2 separate regions of the Homo sapiens genome follow, and region 2 is linked to region 1. The links are chromatin contacts, found by Hi-C or POLR2A ChIA-PET in ENCODE. All regions are on one chromosome and are shown on one strand. The core of a region is the stretch at or near the end of the contact, and the rest is flanking DNA. Distances in the headings are between cores, read along the strand shown.

Region 1 (7,537 bases), core at 3,178-5,677:
GGTGCTATCCATTAAGGATTCTGAGCCCCTGCTAGACCAATGATAGCATATGCCATGACCCAAGGATTATGATTAATCCAACCCTAGAACGAGAGGCCCACACCATAAAATAAAGCTTTCCACAAAACATAAAGAATAAAAGAACCACTGCCTTGATATAGTTGCTTTTTAAGCACCCATTCTTGTACTCTCTGTTTTGCCATATTCACTTTTATTATTTACTGAATATTCCTCTTTAAATTTGTTCACTTTTTAAACTTACATGCCCAGTTTAGCCTCTTCTTAAGCAAAAATAATTGTGAAATCAGGGTTATATTTTGCTATTGCCAGTTTTCTTCCTAATGTATATTAGAAGAAATTTATTACTATTAAAATTTAAAAATGTTTGTATCATTTCCAAAATTATTTAGTGCATACAACAGAGATGGGCTTATGGCACTCAGGAAAACACTGTCTCTAAATATTCCTAAAATTCACTTCAGGCATCCCTTTCACAGAGAAGGAACCTGAGGCAGGAGACAATTAATGTAACTTATTAGAGATTCTAAGCAAATGTGGAAAAACTTTGTCAGGTATTGGGCAACATTGTTCCTACTAATGACTCAGCCCTGTGCTTATTTTATTGCAGACAGTTTAAAGAGATGTTTTACTGTTCTCACGTTTCCCCGCTACCCCATAAAGAGAACCAACTAGACGAGAGTAAAAACTTGATCAATTTAATACTCTGGTCATGATCCCAGCAACTAAGGAAGGGGGCTGTGGGGGGGAAAGCCAGCGAGTTTCTTTCTACTCAAATTCCATCTCATTTTTATTTTCTCTTAATGTTTTTTTGAATCCCAAGTTCCAAAACCTGTCCCCTATTATGCAGTGCAAACGAGAACAGATGGGGAAAAGTTATGTTGGAAAGGGCTTTGGAGGGCCACAGAGAAGAGAAATATGACTACTCAATGTGTCACACACCAACTTGCAGCTGCCACCAGCCCTTCCACACAACGAGCTGCGTATGGAACCAGCCCGGGTGCTCAGGAGGAGCGGGCTTACTGCAGGAAGGGAGCGCAATTAGAGAACATTCGCTTTACTTGTGTTTCCTTGAAAATATGAATAAAGAGCGTAGCAGCAGCACAGCCAACAAAAAAGAAATAAATCCAAAGGCTAGCCTGGCAAATGGTTAGCTGTACCTCAGAGTTTCCCAAATGTTAACCGATCATCGGCTTTCTTCAGCCTTTTTATTTCAGAGAAATGCCTTTTCATGTCTCAAAGTCACCATTCAGTTCTTCTCTCTGTCTAGGAATTATTATTCTAGAAAGGTCATACTAGCTTTCATGCATGATGTGGCCTTCCAACCAGTATTTTTCAGTATTCACAGGGTGCTTATGAGTTCACTAAATATTTCAAGTGTGAGGCAGGTGACCTGGTTTTAAATGGCAACTCTGCCAGTTACTAGCTGTGAGGCTTCAGGCGAGTCACCTAGCTTCTCTGAGCCTGTAGTACATCCTGTCTGAAACAGAGCTCGCTTGACTGACTTACCTTCAAGGCTTTTTGTATTCAAGGTAATGTATATAAATGTCTGACAGAAGAACAATGTTTAATATATAAAAACTATTATTACTGTGATTATCAGAAAGCACAGAAAATGTTATTCTCTTTTCTTTGACTATAATATAAAGATACTAAGAATATATATAATACCATATATGTAAAGATAAATTATATATATTTGGCTAGGAATCCCTAAGAATCTATGCTGAAAGTAATTGTAAGGTTAATGTGGTTTAAATTATTTGATTCAAGTAGTGATTCAGGTCATATAGACAGTATCTTTGAACAAATATCAGTGTTGTAAACAGTTGTGTTATTGAGTCCCGCAAGGACTTCCTCTGAAATTGTGCCTGTCTTTGTAGAGTGATTATGCAGGAATTTTTCTATCAAGGAAATACTGTTTTTCTTCCCAGGGTAATTTATAAATTACCTAGATCAAAATCTTTACAGGAGGATGTTAAAATGCAGTTTCCAGGGCCCATCTCAGACTGTATTTTCAGCATCTCTAAGGCATATAGTTCAGGGATCTGCATTTTATTTAAAAACAACTGGTAATTCTTAAGCACACTGAAGTTTGAGCACCACTTTCTTAAGGAATGGAGATAGTGATAATTCTAATTCTGAGAGGTTTTCAGCTACCTTCCTTCTTTCACCACACACACTCAGGCCCAGAAATACAACAACTGCTAGTGAGACAAAACGGTTGGAATTTGGTAGATTTAGCTTCTCTCCCCCACAACCTCTGTTCTCTGTCTAGTTAAGGCTGGACTATTCTACTCATACCCTCCTTGTCCATAGGAGACATTAGCTTGACTATAGTTTGTTCTAAATGGGTGGCCATACATCCCAGTGTGCCCAGCATAATTATTAATAGCACTCTTTTTCATCTCAAAAGTGTCCCAGTTTGGATGATAGATTATACACCATTACCCTAGGCCTAGAAGACATTTGATTAACACGTGTAGGACACGAATGAGGACTGGCAAAATTTCTAAGGTATGTTATTCATGAGTATGGGGAAATATACCCAGATACCATTGACGACAATGAGAAATGCTTTGGGAAGTGACATAGGAATGATCAGAGAAAATTATATTCTCAAGTTATCCCATAAATTCGCAGCAAGAAAGGCAGGACATAGAAAAACTAGGAAGTCTAGACAGGTTAATATCTCCTCTCTCACCAAGCAACTGAGCCCCCCTCCCCTGACCAAAAAAAGCATGAATCTCGTCACCGTACAGAGTTGGTTATTTTCCTCCTTTCTGCTTAATGGCTATGATCTTGGGCAAGTTATTGAGTATCTCTGAACCTCACTCTACTCATGGGTAAAAAAGATAATAAGGCTTACTTCAGTTTTGGGGAGTTACTGAAATAGGTGTGTAAACCAGCTGGCACTGTGATTAGGTGCTCAATGGTAGCAGTTCCACCATTATTCTTTCCATCATGGCCACTCTGCACTGTAGTCTCACCAGAGTCACATGACTTTTAAAATAAAGTGTTCCTGTGAGAGGAGCCACAAGGAGGCTGTGGAAGTGGGAGTTGATTCTTGGGTTTAAAGACTTTTTTTGGTTTGTTTTTGTTTTTGAGAGAAGGTCTTGCTCTGTTGCCTAGGCTAGAGTGCAGTGGTATGATCATAGCCCACTGCAGCCTCAACCTCCCGGGCTCAAGCAATCCTCCCACCTCAGCCTTCTGAGTAGCTGGGACTACATGTGCACCATGCCCAACTGATTTTTGTATTTTTTGTAGAGACGGGGTTTCACCACATTGCCCAGGCTGGTCTTGAGCTCCTGGACTCAACCAATCTGCCTGCCTCAGCCTCTCAAAGTGCTGGGCTTGCAGGCATGAGCCACCATGTCTGGTCTTTCTCTTTCTGTCTGTCTGGCTTGCTTGCTTGCTTGCTTGCTTGCTTGCTTGCTTGCTTGCTTGCTTGCTTCCTTTCTTCTGTTCTTCCTTTCACTGCTTCTCTTTTTTTTTTTTTTTTTTTTTGACAAACTCAGTCATAAAGTCTTTGGTGAATGAAAAAGAAAGTGAAAGATTAAAGGGAAGAGCAGTAACTGAAAAACAGGTGCCGTGGTGCACACTTGTAGTTCAAGCTACTTGGGAGGCTGAGATGGGAGGATTGCTTGGACCCAGGAGTTCGAGGTTGCAGTGAACTATGAAAAAAAAAAGATCACTGAAGATGGATCAGAAATGGCAGATTTATAGACCTATGTGAGGCAAAAAAAGAATGGAAAGAAAAGGAAGGAAGGAGGCCAGGCACAGTGGCTCATGTCTGTAATCCCAGCACTTTAGGAGGCCGAGGCTGGTGGATCATGAGGTCAGGAGATTGAGACCATCCTGGGTAACATGGTGAAACCCCATCTGTACTCAAAATACAAAAAAATTAGTCGGGTGTGGTGGTAGCGCCAGTAATCCCAGCTACTCGGGAGGCTGAGGCAGGAGAATCGCTTGAACCCGGGAGGCGGAGGTTACGGTGAGCCAAGATTGCGCCACTGCACTCCAGCCTGGGTGACAGAGTGAGACTCCCTCTCAAAAATGGAAAGGGAAAGGGAAGGGAAAGGAGAGAGGAAGGGAAGGGGGAGAGAGAGGAAGGAAGGAAGGAAGGAGGAAGGAAAGAAGAAAAAAAAAAGAGGTGATGAGCTGTAATCTCTAGTCAACAAAACCTGACTAGAATGTTGCCTGAGAACTTCTATAAAGGGTCCTGCAGGTTTTTTGAGGAATATGGGTCGGGTGGGGAGTAGCCCATCCTATGGAAATGATACTACTGTTCATATAACTGTTGCCTCTCAGCCATCTAGACTGCTGTTTGGGTGGGCGGGATGGAGAAATACTATTCTGTTAAAACTAAGAGCTTTGAAGTGGAGACAAACACAATCTGGTAGTATCACAGAGGCATTATTCACCCTGATGACTCACACTCTGGCTCCCACACAGCAGAGGCAAGAAGTAACATTAGTGACCTTGAAGATGTTGGCCAAGTATAGACCCAGCATTAAAACCTGAGTTCAAATGAACGTGTGTGTGTGTTTGTGTGTGTGTGTGTGTGTGTGTGTAGAGAGAGACAGAGACAGAAAGAGAGACTAAGAGAATACATGTTAAAGAGAATGTATGGTGAACAATTCTAAAAACCAGTATAAAAACTTCATATTGAAAGAGCTAACTCAACTAAATAATAAGTACTTACAAGGAAATAATCATTATGTGAGTGGGTCTCAGCTCAAAGCATTGATAAAGTTGTTCAGAGCGAGAACATTTAAAAGCATCATTGTTAGTGAGGAGGTAAATAGGAAACCCAGTCCCTATTCCTGGGCTCAAATCTCCCTCATCATTTCCATTCATCATGACTCTTTATGAATCCAGTTTGCTGAAAGTAATGTTTTCTGTGTTCCCAACCACACACTGCTCTATGTTCGGAGCCCTACAGACAAAATTCAAACAGATGCAGTCCCCAGGCCTTTGACAACATGCAATAGAAAGCAGACAATAATAAAAGAATGCATCGGAACCTACAGATGTGCAGGCAGCTGCACAAATGGCAAACAGAGTCATGACCTTAGACCAGATGGTCCCTGTGGCTTAGTAAAAAATTATCAACGTAGAACCCAGGCACAGTTTCAGGTTGATAGAGATAGCTAGTTCCTGGAATTGTACATTGAAACCTCAGAGAAAAATAAAAGCAAAACCAACCATGAAGTCATTTAAAGCTGACGAGAAGAGAGAACTTTAGGAGTTATGTACTAAACAGCTAGAATAGAAAGGGTTTCCAGTTACGGAGTTTGCCACATGGAAAAACCAGGGGATGATAGTGGAGCACACCATTGTAAACAGTGAAGAATCTCATTGGTCACCATGTTTGCATGGACAAAAGAAGAGGACTGGAGTGCAAGGGCTGTAGAGGATGGCTTAAAGGTAGACTTGAGACAAGTGTACTCAGAGTTTGTTTCTCGTTTAAGTTTCCAAAGGTTTTATGGTTATGTTTCGGGTTATATTTGTCCCTCAGCATTTCTTTTTTTTTTCTTTCTTTCTTTTTTTTGAGACAGAACCTCTCTGTGTTACCAGGCTGGAGTACAGATGCGCAATCCCGGCTCACTGCAACCTCCACCTCCCAGGTTCAAGCAATTCTCCTACCTCAGCCTCCCAAGTAGCTGGGACTACAGGCACATGCCACAATGCCCAGCTAATTTTTGTATTTTTAGTAGAGACAGGGTTTCACCATTTTGGCCAGGATGGTCTCGATCTCTTGACCTCGTGATCTGCCCACCTCGGCCTCCCAAAGTGCTGAAATTACAGGCATGAGCCACTGCACCCGGCCCTATTTTTTTTTTAAAGTGTTTACCTTTCATGGGTGCATATAATAGTTACAGGAAGTAAGGTGTGGTTTACTCAGAATTCATAACTATAATTAAAACAACAACAACAAAAAACCTCTTAGGATCTTTTCTCTGCAATTAACAGTAGCCCAACTCAAAATAGCCTAAGGAGAAAAGAGACTATCATAAGAAAATCCATGTGTTTCCCAGACTCCAAGAACTGGAATGTAGGTGGGTCGCACTTAACCACACTTAAATACCACAAGCACTCTCTGTCCATCTTTTGTCTTTGTTTTGCCAGTTGGCTTCCTTCTTTGCTTGCTGCCAGCTAACCTGCTGTAGTGTTCATGCGTGCACATGGGAAACACAACTGCCAATAGGCCACATCTTATGTTTCTTCCTTTTCAAACAGCAGCAAGATTGACCTGAGTCTTAGTCTAATTCCAAACTCCTGGGAAAGGGTTAAGATTGATCCCATTTGGGTCAGGTAGCCACCCCTGAATGAATTAATGGTAGCCACTGGGTCACAATGTATTAACTCAGCTCCCATCGCTGCCATATTTGTAAACATGTGGAGGGGACAGTTCCTAGGAAAGAATGGTACTGACTAGACAAAGGGTATTTATGTATCAAGATGCTTTGGGCTGGGTATTTATTATGTCACATAACAAAAAGTCTTGCCTGCAATTTAATGAGTCTGAGATTCAAGTCAATGCAATTTAACCAGTACTTATTGAGCACCTACTAAGTGCCAGGCACTGTTTTTGGTGCTGGTGATGTATGAGTGAATAAAGCAGGCAATAATCTCTGCCTTCAGGGAGCGTATATTCTATGGTTGGTTAATTCAGTGACTCAGGAGCATTAACAAGTTCTCAGATTTTTTGTTTGTTTGTTTTAACTCTGCCAACCCCAGCAAGTCAGCTATAACAATCCCTGACAAAAGAAATTGAACCAAGACACACAAAGTTTTAGTAACTTACCTAAGGTCACACAAGAGCCTATGAAGGAATCATGAGACCAGACTCTTAACTGAAATACAGTGCTGGTTTTTTGGCTCTGGGGCTGGAGAAGGACCCAGCTTTCCTGAAGCATGTGGCTACCTGATGCCTGAACAAAATCAGGGGTCTATGACCCAAGAATAGGTGGGGATGGCTTCTAGAGGGGAAACTACCATGACTTCTATAGCCTGCTGCACTGGGACCAATGTATCTTTAAATCTGAGAATTGACTGAGTTGGTAAAAACCACTTTATTTATAGTTAGAAGCTCTCCCTGAGGTCGTGGTTAGGAGATCAGGATAGAACTGGAGGTGGCTTACGCAGAATACAAGGGGCTTGTAAATCAAGGTTTCTATTTGCAAAGATGTTGATCAGCACAGAAGGGATAGAGCTGATGGTTACAGCAGGGGGCAGTCTCCTAAACTGCAGAAAAGGCACTTTGATGTAGCAGAAAGTATATAAAGTCTAGAATTTAGAGACTGGGTATCAATTCCTATAATGTAACAGTCAGAAGATTCTTAAGGTATGTTGGGGTATCATTTTAGCAGAGGTTGAGGAAAATCGTCTTCATTTGACTTTAACCAGGAAAGGTGCTTTTGGATCCCACATTGGCAAACCTGCTATAGCTGATTACCACTCAGTGATGGAAACTAGGAACTTCTGGAAAGAAAAGGCATAAATTTAAACAGAA
Region 2 (7,453 bases), core at 1,362-3,861, 540 kb before region 1:
AGTGTGAGAACAGACTAACACAGTAAATTGGTACCACAGAGAGTGGGGCACTGATACAAAGATACCTGAAAGTGCGGAAGCAACTTTGGAACTGGGTAACAGGCAGAGGCTGGGACAGTTTGGAGGGCTCAGAAGAAGACAGAAAAATGTGGGAAAGTTTGAAACTTCCTAGAGATGTGGAGGGTTCAGAAGAGAGGAAGATGCGGAAAAGTTTGGAACTTCCTAGAGACTTGTTAAATGGCTTTGACCAAAATGCTGATAGTGATATGAACAATGAAGTCCAGGCTGAGGTAACCTCAGATGGAGATGAGGAACTTGTTGGGAACTGGAATAAAGGTAACTCTTGCTATGCAAAGAGACTGGTGGCATATTCCCCCTGCCCTGGAGATCTGGGGAACTTTGAATTTGAGAGAGATAATTTAGGGTATCTGGCAGAAGAAATTTCTAAGCAGCAAAGCATTCAAGAGGTGACAGAGTGTAAAAGTTTGGAAAGTGTGCAGCCTGGTGATGTGATAGAGAAGGAGCTGAATGTTAATCAGCAAGACAATGGGGAAAAAGTCTCCAGGGCATATCAGAGACCTTCATAGCAGCCCATCCCATTACAGGCCCAGAGGCCTAGGAGGAAAAAATGGATTCCTGGGCCAGGCCCAGGGCCTTGCTGCTTAGTGCAGTCTCAGGACTTGGTGCCCTGCATCCCAGCCACCCCAGCTGTGGGTAAAAGGGGCAAAGGTATAGATCAGGCTGTGGCTTTGGAAGGTTCAAGCCCCAAGCCCTGGCAGCTTCCACCTGGTGTTGAGCCTGTGCATGAACAGAAGTCAAGAATTGAGGTTTGGGAACCTCCACCTAGATTTCAGAGGATGTATGGAAATGTCTGGATGTCCAGACAGAAGTCTGCTGCAGGGGCAGAGCCCTCATGGAAAACCTCTTCTAGGGCAGTGCAGAAGGGAAATGTGGGATTGGACACCACCACACACAGAGTCCCCACTTGGTCACTGCCTGGTAGAGCTGTTAGAAGAAGACCACCATCCTCCAGACATTAGAATGGTAGATCCACCAACAGCTTGCCCTCTGTGCCTGGAAAAGCCACAGACTCTCAACGCCACCCATGAAAGCAGCCAGGAGGGGGCTGTACCCTGCAAAGCCACAGGGGTGGAGCTGCCCAAGGTCATGGGAGTCCACTTCTTGCATCAGCATGACCTGGAGTCAAAGACATGGAGTCAAAAGAGATCATTGTGGAAGTTTAAGATTTAATGACTGCCTTATTGGATTTTGAACTTGCATGGAACCTGTAACCCCTTTGTTTTGGCTAATTTCTCCCATTTGGAATGGAAACATTTACCCAATGCCTGTACCCCCATTGTGTCTTGGAAGTAACTAACTTGATTTTGATTTTACAGGCTCATAGGCAAAAGGGACTTGCCTTGTCTCAGATGAGACTTTGAACATGGACTTTTGGGTTAATACTGGAATGAACTAAGACTTTGGGGCACATTTAGAAGGGCATGATTGTGCTTTGAAATGTGAGGACATGAGATTTGGGAGGGGCCAATGGTAGAATGATATGGTTTGGCTGCACCCCCACCCAAATCTTATCTTGAATTGTAGTTCCCATAATCCCCATGTGTTATGGGAGGGGCCCAGGGGGAAGTAATTGAATCATGGGGGCGGTTCCTCTATGCTATTCTCATAATAGTGAGCAAGTTCTCATGATATCTGATGTTTTTATAAGGGGGCTTCCCCCTTCGCTTGGTTCTCATTCTTCTCCTTCCAACCATCATGTGAAGAAGGACATATTTGCTTCCCCTTCTACCATGATTGTAAGTTTCCTGAACCCCCCACTCTCAGTCATGCAGAACTGTGAGTCAATTAAACTTCTTTCCTCTATAAATTACCTAGTTTTGGGCAGTTCTTTATAGCATTGTGAGAACAAACTAATACAGCCTAATTGAAATACTATTACTTCTTCCAACAGACACCCCTAATCCAGACCCTTTATTAATAAGTGAGATCAAAGAGAAATGACAATAAGATATAAACATATACAGACATAACTAAGTGTTTTACATATTCCACCGTAGCTCTTACATGCTGAATTTAAGCAAATCTCTTTGTCTGAGACTCGGTTTCCCCATTTGAAAAACTGAGAAATTATCACTTGACTTTCAAGGTGTGGAAATTAAATTTTACCAGTATGCTAATTCTTTTTAACTTGAAAAATCTTTATAATACTCTTAACCAATAATCCAGAAGCAGTTTAAATCATTGATTTTGTCTTCCTCAGTTAGCAAAATAGACTTTTTCAAACAACTATAGAGTACCTGTTTGGTGCACAGAAGAAAATGAAACATTAAAAATTTTCAAGTAGGCAAAAAAATTTCAGCATCCCCCTAGGTGACTGACTTATTACCATTTAGCTCTTCTTCCTCAGTTCTCCTCTTTCTCTCCCCAACTTTTTCTACCATTTGATTTTCCTGAATGACTCATAAGTATAGAACCACCAATTATTTTATATTTCATATTAAGCGGTGCAAGCCAAATTGAGTTACAGCTTAGACAAGAAATCCTAGGGGAAACACCCAGGAGACTGTCATGACACACTTCTTGTTCTCTGGCATAAGCAGAGATAATAATTAAGCATCACGTGACATATTACTCTAAAAATAGATGCCCTGTGTGGTTTTTGTCATACACACATCCAAGGTGTTTTAAAAAAATGTTTATTTTAATGTGTTACACATTTAGCCTCTGGGAATCATTTCACTGAGCAGCTGAAAAGCTGCAGTAAATTCTTGGTTACTGAAATGACATGAGGATGAGTTATTTAAATATCTTTATGTTCATAACATAGACTGGGTTGAAACAAATCTTCCTGCTGTGGCTAACTCATAAAGATCTCATGATCTAAGTAGGAGATGCCACATATCTTCTTTTTTTTCTCAATGCATGACTCTCTTTGGATATTCATTCATTCAACAAATATTTATTGTGTATCCACAAAGTACCAGGCACTGTTTTCAGGACACAGGATACTGCAGTCAACAAGATAAATGAGTACAATGCTTGAATAAACCTACAATTCTGTTTTAAGATGGCAAACAGTAAACAAGGACATAAATTAATACATAATTTCAGATGGAGATGAGAGTTGTAAAGAAAATTAATGATAACTGAATAAGGAAAATGGGGACAAGGAAGAGCTTATTTAGATTAGGTAACTAAGACAAGCTCTCTAAGAAGTGAAGAACTGAATGAGAGGAAGCCTGCCAATCGAACCCTGGCAGGAAGAACAATTATAGAACAGGGAACCACAATGGTAAGCATGTCACGTTTAGAGAAAAGAGACCAGTGTGGCTGAAGCACAGAAGTCAGAGTGTGGTTGGAAATATGGCCAGTGTGGTAGGCAAGAGACAGGTCCCTCAAGAATACAAGAAATATGGTCTGTGGTAGGCAAGAGACAGATCCCTCAAGAATAATTGTGGAAGTGAATGGATTTAACCCAAGTTCAAAGAGAAGCAATTGGGGAGTTTTAAGCAAAGAAGTGATATGATTTAATTTATATTTTAAAAGCTTACTCTGGTTAGATGGGGGTGGAAATAGGAATGAAAGAAGGCAAATCATTTAGGTATTTGAAATATTCAGTAGTATAGGCAAAAACAGCTGATGACTTAGATTACCATTGCAGGCAGATGAGTAGCAAAAATGGTGGTCAGATTTAGTATATACTATAGGGGTAAAACCAATGTGCTCCTCTGATTGATGTGATTTACAAAATAAAAAAAGGAATCAAGGCAACAATTTCCATACTTTATTTCTCAGTCTATCTTATGGTGCTCACTGCATTTCATGGTAGGAGTTCAAAGGTAACATTAAAAATAAGGAGTATCTACACAGCAGAAGGTTGGAGAATGAGGAAGCATTGACCAGATATGAGAGAATTATGAAGCACTGCATTGTGACCCCTGTAGGAACAAAAGTAAATATTGTCTCTAGCTTTTGTTATCATTGTAGGAAGACCAGGGATCCTAGGGTATGTAAAATTTTCCATCTCCTTCTTATAACAGACTAGTTCTGTCTTTACATTTTACACAAGACCATAGATTTTGCACAGTGTTTCTTTCACTAAGCCCCACCAACATATTATCTAATCTTAATAAAATTTGGTCAGCAGAGATGTAAAAAATGCAGAGAAAACAAAATAAAAGTAAAAAAGAAAATGTGAAGGCAAAGATGATGAAAAAAATAGAAGATAAAGGCCTGAAATATGCCTGAAAAGTGCAAAAAGTGTGCATTTCTAATTATCAGCTTCTGTGTACTTTTGAACTGCGGAAGTTTTGAACTGAATGAGTTCAAAAGGTGGCCAAGACTGATGAAGTGTCTCTGTTAATAGAAAAATTTAAACTGAGTCTTCTCAAGAGAGGCATACTTAGAAGCTCTAATGAGCTCCTCAGTGGAAGAAAAATCCGAACCTAATCTTTTGGTTCAATAAGTTAATTCTCTTAGTGAAAGATGAGTCGAGTGAGCCAATCTTTATGAACACTGAAAGCAAAACGGCAGAGAATTAAAGCTCTGAGCCACTACACTTCAGGCCTTTCCTCTCTTTTTTTTTTCACTTTCTTTCTTTCTTTTTATCTTCTTTGTTGGCTAATCTAGGAGCAGTTTACCAGGCTGCCAGGCAATGCAAAGGTCTAAACTCTTTGTGAAGAGAATTTGAAATAATCACATTATGTTTGTCAAGGCTTTGTATTTGTGGAGGTGAACAGTAACAAATAAGAGAAAAAGTCTGCAATCTGTGTTTGTATCACAGGGATAATGCCCAGGATTCTTTGTATTTTGTGGAAGAATAGCATGGGATCTCAGACTAAGTCCTTGAAGTACAAATATGATTGTACAAGGCTTCCTATAGAAAATGTCTACCTTGAATTTCATGGCCCTTGGTATTTTGGTAAACTTAGTTTTATAGCCTTATAAATGATGCCATCAAATTTCCATAAGGACATCATGAAAGTAGACTTAAGTTGTAGAAAACTGTACGAAGTTTACTTCTGTATGTCTTAATGTAACTGTAAACATCCCGTTTTACCAGCTATGGCATCTAGGAAATATTCAGCTCCATTTAGCCACAGCACAAAGGGTAGAAGAAATTTAAAGGTCAGAGCCCTAAACTCTTTTACCCAGTTACAGAAGATGTTTTGTCAACATGAATAAATAAAAGTGGTACTTCAGTTAAAATTGAAGGTATTGCTTCACTAAATAAGTATTAATACAGAATGTTTCACGGTAAAATAACCAAGGTAAATTCGATAATGGGGCTGGGGATGGTGCTCATCATTTTTTGTGGTACGAAACTAAAGAACAAGTTTTCTTTTTGTGGTCATCAGCAAGTATCAGTGTGCTACTCTGGAGATAATATTTTCCATCAATGGAGGGAAAAGAACTAGTATATATGAGTGGTTAAGTGGAATCTGAAAAAAATAATATCAAAGGCAAGACCATGCATTATAGCTTAATCCATGTATGTAGGCTACTTGACTGGAAAGCCATATGGTATTGCAAAAAAAGCGCAGAGTATCTAATAAGAAAGACATGTTTGTATCCATACTCTACCTCTCACCGGAAACTGATCTTGGGCCAATTACTTCACCTTTCTGAGCTGCAATGTCCTTAACTATAAAATAAAGTTTCAAAAATCAATCTTATGGGGTTATCAGAAGAAATAAATGTCTCTAGCTTAGAGATGTTTATAAATGTCTGTACCACCTTATAAGTACCCGACCCATAGTATATATTATGTAGAACACCTTCACATCTACTTCACAGGGTCTTCACTGATATAGACAGCAAAGGTATATCAATTTGTATTCAAAGAAAACCAACATCTATTCAAGAAATTTTAAAACTATAAGAATTGGTTGGGTATGGTGGCTCACACCAATATCCTAGCACTTTGGGAAACAGAGGCCGGAAGCTCACTTGAGGCCATGAGTTTGAGACCAGCCTGGGCAACATAGTGAGACCCTGTATCTACAAATCTTAAAAATATTAGCCAGGCTTGGTGGCATGCACTCGTAATCCCAGCTACTCAGGAAGCTGAGGTGGGAGAATCACTTGAGACTGGGAGTTCAAGTCTGCAGGGAGCTATGACCACCACTGCACTCCAGCTTGGTCAACAGAGTGAGATGCTGTCTCAAAAAGAAAAAAAAAAGTATGTTTTAATTTTTCTTTAAAATAGTGCATCCTCCTCTGTAATTACATCTAGAGCATTTTATTAGTGGCAGGGCATTAACCACCTCTTTACACAAATACACTTCTTCCTGCTACCTTAGAATCTCAGGTAACAATAGGAAACTTGCCTTGTTTATAGGCTGAGAAAGAAAGAGAATATATTCAAGTAAGAAGCTCACAAAATCAGGAAATTTCTTCTCTCTAAGGCATTTCTGGAAAAGTTAGCAGAGTTTCTAGAGAAGAGCACCAACTGTGTATTTATATAAGGTGAATTTTATTAGTTGAAAATAATGATCTGCATTACAGGAACTCAGGTGAGATTATCTATAAATATACAGAAATTCTAGAACTAGTGAAAGAGTTTCTCAACTTTCATCCTCTTAAAAGAGTTTGGAAGACAAAAGCCAAAGTATGGCAGTTTCTAAACGTAATTAACATTGGCTGAATCTTTCTTATGGACCAGACACTGTTCTGAGAGCTTCCACTAATGACCTTATTTAATCATCCAACAACTCTGTGAGTTATGCAACAATTTAACCTCTATTTTAAAGATGAGGAAATAGGCAAAGGTCACACAACTATTAGAGAATACTGGCATCTGATTCCAAAGGCCAAATTCTCAACTATTTTACTGCACTCTTTGCCAAGACTGGTAAATCTCTTGAGCTTCTGCTCAAATATTTCCACTTACCAGTTATAGCCTCCTGGTGTTTACCCTTCAGAATCAAATTCTTTAAAAGGAACTGTATTACATGAGATATAGTCTGACTATTTGGTATTATTTTCTTAAAGAGCACATGAAAGTTATATTGGGATTTTGGGGGGTATTTTTTCAAAATAATTTATAAACAAAACTATTCCCATTTTATTTTTCTTTCACCACTATCACTAGATACCAATTTTACTAAACTTTGACTGTCAGACTGATTTGCAAGAATTCCCTCCTCTGATATAACCTCCTGCATTCAATAGAGAAATAAATAAATTACTTACAGTCCTTGTAGATAGCACTTACTGAATGCTTACTATATGCCAGCCATTGTACTAATTGCCATACATATTAATAACTTATCCCATTGCATCCATACAAATCCCTACAGGTAGTTGCTGTTATTATCTTCATGTTATAGCCCATGAAACAAAGGCTCAGAGAAATGTCATGCCCAATATCACAAACACAGTAAAAAGTAGGAACAAGGTTTGATTCCAGGAGGAGGAGCCAAGATGGCCG

The links. A loop is a pair of places that touch in the nucleus more often than their neighbours do. ChIA-PET counts read pairs that join two places held with the same protein, here RNA polymerase II (POLR2A). Pooled maps may share reads with other maps.
Region 2: a loop to region 1 is called in a map with no recorded cell type, with 5 times the contacts of the local background. The contact joins two enhancer-like sites. A Hi-C loop is called at or near these places in 1 of 37 single-sample maps with no recorded cell type and 4 of 50 pooled maps. POLR2A ChIA-PET finds 5 or more read pairs at or near these places in 1 of 52 experiments (naive thymus-derived CD4-positive, alpha-beta T cell).

The regions. Positions count from the first base shown.
Region 1 is chr2:157,894,289-157,901,825 of GRCh38, forward strand. The region is part of intron 1 of LOC105373714 (a long non-coding RNA gene); the gene reads left to right. Among named protein-coding and RNA genes, the nearest start is that of ACVR1, 22 kb to the left of the region's middle. Within about 2 kb of position 4,428, at least 6 of the 41 ENCODE cell types and tissues checked have a DNase peak (open chromatin) inside an H3K27ac peak, as active enhancers do.
Region 2 is chr2:157,361,105-157,368,557 of GRCh38, forward strand. No RefSeq gene overlaps it. Among named protein-coding and RNA genes, the nearest start is that of ERMN, 39 kb to the left of the region's middle. Within about 2 kb of position 2,612, at least 2 of the 41 ENCODE cell types and tissues checked have a DNase peak (open chromatin) inside an H3K27ac peak, as active enhancers do.